Linked DNA regions of Mus musculus: region 1 is linked to region 2. Evidence: chromatin loops called from intact Hi-C (ENCODE). Cell type or tissue: heart. All regions are shown on one strand. Links, peaks and the distances in the headings refer to the core of each region. The heading gives the core; the rest is flanking DNA.

What was found. Peaks named below come from ENCODE experiments on the same cell type or tissue, not always from the same donor. Only the 100,000 strongest peaks of a DNase experiment are listed, where the experiment ranks them.
Region 1: it touches region 2 in a loop (6-fold over the local background); 17 of 42 quality-filtered maps call a loop at or near these places.

The regions. Positions count from the first base shown.
Region 1 is chr5:88,763,690-88,766,597 of GRCm38, forward strand. It overlaps Dck (deoxycytidine kinase), which reads left to right and starts at 1,324. Exons shown (of 7, transcript NM_007832.4): 1 at 1,324-1,657. The coding sequence starts at 1,567. In heart, for the core only: no CTCF peak of the experiment used is centred there; a DNase peak (open chromatin) is centred at 1,342; H3K4me3 peaks cover 2,160 bases; H3K27ac peaks cover 1,933 bases.
Region 2 is chr5:88,674,537-88,677,444 of GRCm38, forward strand. Grsf1 (G-rich RNA sequence binding factor 1) reads right to left here and starts at 1,635. Exons shown (of 10, transcript NM_178700.5): 1 at 1,222-1,635. The coding sequence starts at 1,575. In heart, for the core only: no CTCF peak of the experiment used is centred there; DNase peaks (open chromatin) are centred at 1,045 and 1,685; H3K4me3 peaks cover 1,935 bases; H3K27ac peaks cover 1,855 bases.

The sequences.
Region 1 (2,908 bases), core at 300-2,799, 89 kb after region 2:
CCCCAACTGGCTTAGCTTTATGCAGGGAACATGCATGCTGCCTCACTGTGAATTCATGTGTGTGTTGGTCATGGTGGGTTTAGAAGGCCTTGTGTCCTTGGTGTCCTCCATTGCCTCTGACTCCTAGACTTTCCCCATCGTTTTCCATAAGGTTCCCAGAGCCCTGAGGAGAGGGCTTTGGTGGAGACATCCCATTTAAAGCAGAGTATGCCAAGGTCTCCCTCTCTGCACTTTATGCCTTTGTGGGTTTGGTTCTGCAGAAAGAAGCATCTCTGATGCTGGCTACAAGAGATACTGACCTATAGGATATCACTAGGTATCATTTTATTGTTCAGTTATTGTAGCAGAACAGTATTTGGATTGCCACCTGAGCAGTGTCAGATATGTGTTACATCTCATGGAGTGGGCCTTAAATCCAGCCAGTCCAACAACTCACTTTAATACCTGCTCCTTTTTTTGTAGAAGTCGTCATTTCTCCGCTGCTAGGTCCATTTTTAGGACATATTTTAGGTCAAATGATAGTTACACGCTAAAAAAAAAATAAGTTCCTTTGTTTTTGTAGATAATTTGAATCTGACTTCCAGATGGGTAATCTTTTTACCAGGTCTATACCCTGATTAAATAGCACCTCTCTCTAGCTCAACCTAGCAGAATGCTGTGTGTGTGTGTGTGTGTGCAGAGTACATCTCTATGTATAAACATGTGTATATGACTTTAAACATTAATTACATGTTAGGCCATGGACATGCAATGTTAAGTCATAGCCATGCTGCTGAGAAACATACCTAGTGTTAGGTAACTTTATAAACAGCACGGTGTAGCATGCAAATTAAAGTGGAGACCTTGGGTGTTATGATGCCAGTTTCCAGTCTCACTTCTGGTCCCAGACTTTAAACCAGTAGCCACTCCCTCCCTTCCTTTCATTCTAGGCACTATCCTGTATGGTGGATGGTACTAGATCGCTGGTTAACGAAATAACTCTTAAGACAGTGACGGACAGCTACACGTTTTCTGTGAGAGACACCTACTGAGGCTCTTAGTTTGAAATTACTAGTTCTTACTTTTCTTCCCGGAAAAGTTCAAACCACGAAGCCTGACAGGATCCCAAAGGGCTGGTCCAGAAAAGCCTGACCCTACTCTTCCCTAGGCGCTTCGCTCAAGCTCCGCCCCTGCCCTCGAATGAGCTCATTGCGCAAGGCCCGCCCCCCGCCCTCCCACTGCTCATCCCGCAGGCCCCGCCCCCTCCGGCTCACAGCTCGTCGCGCACGGTCAGTCGCCCGGCTCTCTCAGGGTTCTCCTCACAAGCCCCGCCCCCTACCCTGCGCTCCTGGGACGCCCGGCCCGCCCGGAGGAACCACAGACATGCAGATCCCGCGAGGGCGAGGCGTATAGGGTGGGAGTCGGGGCCGTCAGGGCGGGTTCTCCACGGTCTGCCCAATCGCCTGCGCCTCCGCGCGCCAAAGTCAAAGTGCGGGTCCCGCCGGCGCGAGATTGACGCTGCAACCCGGAGCCGCCCGTGCCGCCGTGTCCCTGCAGGTTCCGCACCCGAGCCGTCTGGAGCTAGGCATGGCCACCCCACCTAAGAGGTTCTGCCCTTCTCCCTCGACCAGCTCCGAGGGGACCCGCATCAAGAAGATCTCCATCGAGGGGAACATCGGTAAGGTGTCCCCGGTGCGGTGCTGTGCTGGTGCCCCAGGATCCTTCCCTGCTGCCCTGCTCGCGCCGGCGCGGTGGCTCGTCTGGCCCGGCGCCAGCGGGGGCTTTGTGAGGCGCGCTCTGGACCAGTGTGCACCCTTTGTTGGGAACTGTTTTTTCTTGAGATGTAACTTAGGTATGCGAACCCCTTTTTAGGTGTGCTCTTCAGGTAGGCTTCACTGACTTGCGGTTTTACCGCAAAATTGAGACCGTTTTCATCATTTACATCCCCAGTTCCCTTTGCGCTTCTTTGTAGTCAGCTCTTTCTCCCTTCCCATCCCCTTACAAGCCCTGACCTGCTTCTGTTTTAATCCCTGCCAGTTTTGTTTTCCCATGATGTCCTAAACAAAACCAGAGTGTCTTGTTTTCTGTGTCTTGCTTAGTATACTAGAGTGCCTTTAAAACTCACCCATGCTGTTTATTTCTGCAGAACTTTATTTCTTGTTCTGTTTTTTTTTTTTTTTTTGAGACGGTCTCACTTTTGAGACCTGCCTGTCTTGGAACTCACAATGTTGGCCTTGAACTCTCTAGCGATTCGCCTGCCTCTGCCTCCTGTGTGCTGGAATTAAAAGAATACACCACCACGCCTGGCCCAGTGTAATACTTTAAAAAAAAAAAAAAAAAGAAAGTAATATTACAATGAGTGGTATATAGCACATCTTTGTTGTCACCATTTGGGTTGGCGTTTGTAGCAATCCCTAACACTACGCTACACATATGAGGAAAGCAGGTAATGAGTTTGATAGTGTGCAATGTTTTATTCCCTTTCCCACGTACAGGTAAGCACTGAGTTTTGGCTTAAAGACTCTTAGAGTTTCTGCCCTTAACCTTACTGGGGGAGCTACACTGTGCATGTCATTTTGCAAGGTGAGCTTGAATTGCCCATTCTTTTACATTTCCTACCACTGGGAACCAACCGACGCTTCCTGTTTTGGCACAGCTGTTAGGTTTGTGCCTGCAGGTTGAGTACTGACTATTCATGTATGCAGCGGATGTTTTCAGTTTTGCCACCTTCAAAGCACCATCTCTTTGAGAAAGAAGGTCAGCAGATGTAAGCTTCAAGAGAGCCGAGCTGAGACACAAAGAGGGCAAGTTTTCCTTGCTCCACACTTCTGTGGCCGAGATCCTCCTTTCTTATAAGTTCTTTGCGATGCCATGTTTATTAGTAAGAATCCTCAGGGCGTCTTAGTGGATGAAGATGACCATATGAATG
Region 2 (2,908 bases), core at 169-2,668:
GCTATTTTGTGTTGGGCTCTATGAAGGGATACTTCACTTTGTAGGCAAAGGAAGTTAATAAAAAGGCATTGGGACATGGGTAAACGCCTTGAAAAGACTAATGTAAGAGAAAGTGGATAAGGGAAAAAAACAGAAAAGGCAACAGCAGAGACAGGCGCGGCAGGGGGCTCAAACTGCTACTTTCTGTTTCCCCAGAATTCCATAAACATCTTTACAAAATAAATAAGTAAATAAATAAATAAATAGTGCAGCAGAAAGTATTGGGCCGGGATTCAAATCAATTAGCTCAGCTACTGGCAGACATCAGCCATGCAGATGAACCACCCAGATATCACTAATTCAAGCAGACGCAAAACTAAATTAAGATAAACATGGCCAGTGGCGTTACCAGGTTAGGTAGACACTTCCCAGATGCCACATAAACCGCAAAAGAGAAATGTCCCACATATACAGAGGACCAAATATTTGCAATATGAATTCTTACAATGTCTTTCTGAAAAGACGGGAAACAAGGGAAAAGATCGTGGAGTGACAACCGAAGCCCCCAAGTCCTCACCCACGGACGCCCCCGCCCCACACACACACGTTCTCTCCCAGTTTCCCACGGTCTCCCCACAGCTCTCCGCGTCCGCAGAGCCCCGCTGCACCAAAGGTCCTTCTGTCAAGGCGAGTGGACTTGCAGAGGTGACCTTCAGTCAGGTGGACCGCCCGCCTCTCCCCGCGGACAAGGGAGAGGGACGCGCGGGGGCTGTCCCAGGCTAGCCCACGCTCCCGTGCGCGCGGGGCTGCGCGTCGGTGGCCGGCCGAGGAGGCCCGAGCCGCCCGGCCTACCGCTCCCACCGCACGCACGGCCGGCCCCGACCCTCCGCGGGCTCTGGCCGCTCAGCTTCACCTCCAGCGGGCATAAGGCTAGGGGGGAGTCGGGGTGGGGGGCGTCGGCGGCGCCCCCAAAACCTACCATGGGCCCGGCGGGAAACAAGGCCTCTACATTCACCCCAGCCACACTTACACTGCCCAACCGCCCAGACTCGGAGGGAACAAAACAAGAAGAGCCGGGGCCGTGAGAGCGTCCCTTGTTCCCGTGCCCAATAGGAGGACGGAGCGGGAGGGAGGCGGGGGTGCGGTGCGTGCCGCGGATCCCCGGGCGCGCACGCGGGGCGCTCGCGGACAGACCGACGCGGGCGCGCGGCCGCCGAGGGTCCCGCGCGCGGCGCCACGTACCTGACTGTAACCCCGCGCCGGGCCCGCGGCGGCTGCCAGCGATCGCGGAAACAGCGGGGCGCGCAGGGCCGAGTAGGACGCGGCGGCGGCCGCGGCGGCGGAGGGACGGGCAGGGATGGGACCCGCCAGCCTCCCGGCGGCCGCAGGCCCGAGCTGCAGGCCCCGCGTCTGCGAAGCGGCGGCCGCGGCGGCCCCGAGGAGTAGCAGCAGGCGGCGGCGGCCAGAGACGCCCGACGGGAAGGTGCCGGCGGCGGAGTAGAAAGGCAGGCAGGCGGCGCCGGTCCGCCGGCAGCTGCTGCAGTTGCAGCCGCAGCCCCGGAGCAACGCGCCTAGCACCCAGCGCGTCCCGGCCATCGGCTCCGGAGGCGGCGCGGGGCCTGGAGGTGGCCGCTGTGGCGCGAGCGGAGGGGAAGTGGAATCCAGGGCGGGGGAGGGGGCACCGGGCACATGCGCCGCGCGCACCCGGGGCTGAGACGAGGCTCGGAGGCGGAGGTGAGCGAGCGGCCCCGCCCAGGCTCCGCCCTCGGGGCGGGGCTTTCCCGCCGGTAAGGGTGTGGGTGGGGTGACCTGAGCGCCTCCAGAGTGGAAGTTGTCCCAGGCTCTCCTGCTCAGGTTAGAGCTGAGGTCTGCGGGTCACCGAGGCCCGGCGAAGTTTCCGGAAGGAATGGGTTACCTAGCTCTAAAACGTTTTGGGACGACGCTGAGGGGGCGTTGATACCCCAACCTCAAAATTCGTGCAGAAGGCCAACTTTGTTTTGAACGGAAGCACTGATTTTATAGTATATGTGAGATATGTATATAATATTTATCATATATTATATAAAATAAAGCCTTCCTTAGACAATATAGTCACAAGTGAAGGTGTAGAGATTTGCAAATAAATACATGAGTGGTTGTGCAGTTTTCTCCTATGTGGCAAGGACCTGTCAAAGGTAAAAAAATAAAAATAAAAAACTAAAGACAAATGGGAGTTCTTAGAGTAAAAATATGAAGGAGAGGCTGATTGGTTGTGGCGGGGGTGGGGTTAGGAGGCATCTCTGTGACTGGGTAGTGTAGTTCCGTGGCAGGGTAATCGCTTAGATCACCCCAACCTCCTCGTGGGGGTGAGGAGACCAATATAGGGCTCTCTATCGTGGAAAATCTTAACATATTTCAAAGTTTTTGAAATTCAATTCTTGTTCAACTTCCAGAAGTAAAGAAACCGCCTACATTTTCCACTGTTTCACCTTTATCCCAGTGCCAGCTCTAAAACTTTTTTTTTTAAGTTAACTATGTAATGGCAGTCATCCTATGGTATTCATCTTAAAACAATACGGACTTTTTTATTATTAGTTTAATGTATTAATATATGGGTGTGGCCACGGAGACCAGACAAGGGCATCGGATCCCCTGGCCCTGGAGTTAGAGACAGCAGTGAGCCATCATGCAGGTGGTGGGAGTTGAACCTGGGTCCTCTGAAAGAGCAGCCAGCACTCTAGACCCATAAGCCATCTCTCCAGCCCCAGTACAGACTTTTGAAAGGTTACGTTCTGATAAGTTACCTTTGAGACATTTAAGATGGTTGGGCTTAAACTTTGGCTTGTTTACTCTGGACTCCTTTTAGATTTAAGAAAACCAGGTATTTCACAAATGAAAACATATTTCTGTCCAAGAAGGAAAGAATAGAAAACCTGACCGGCTTGTTCCT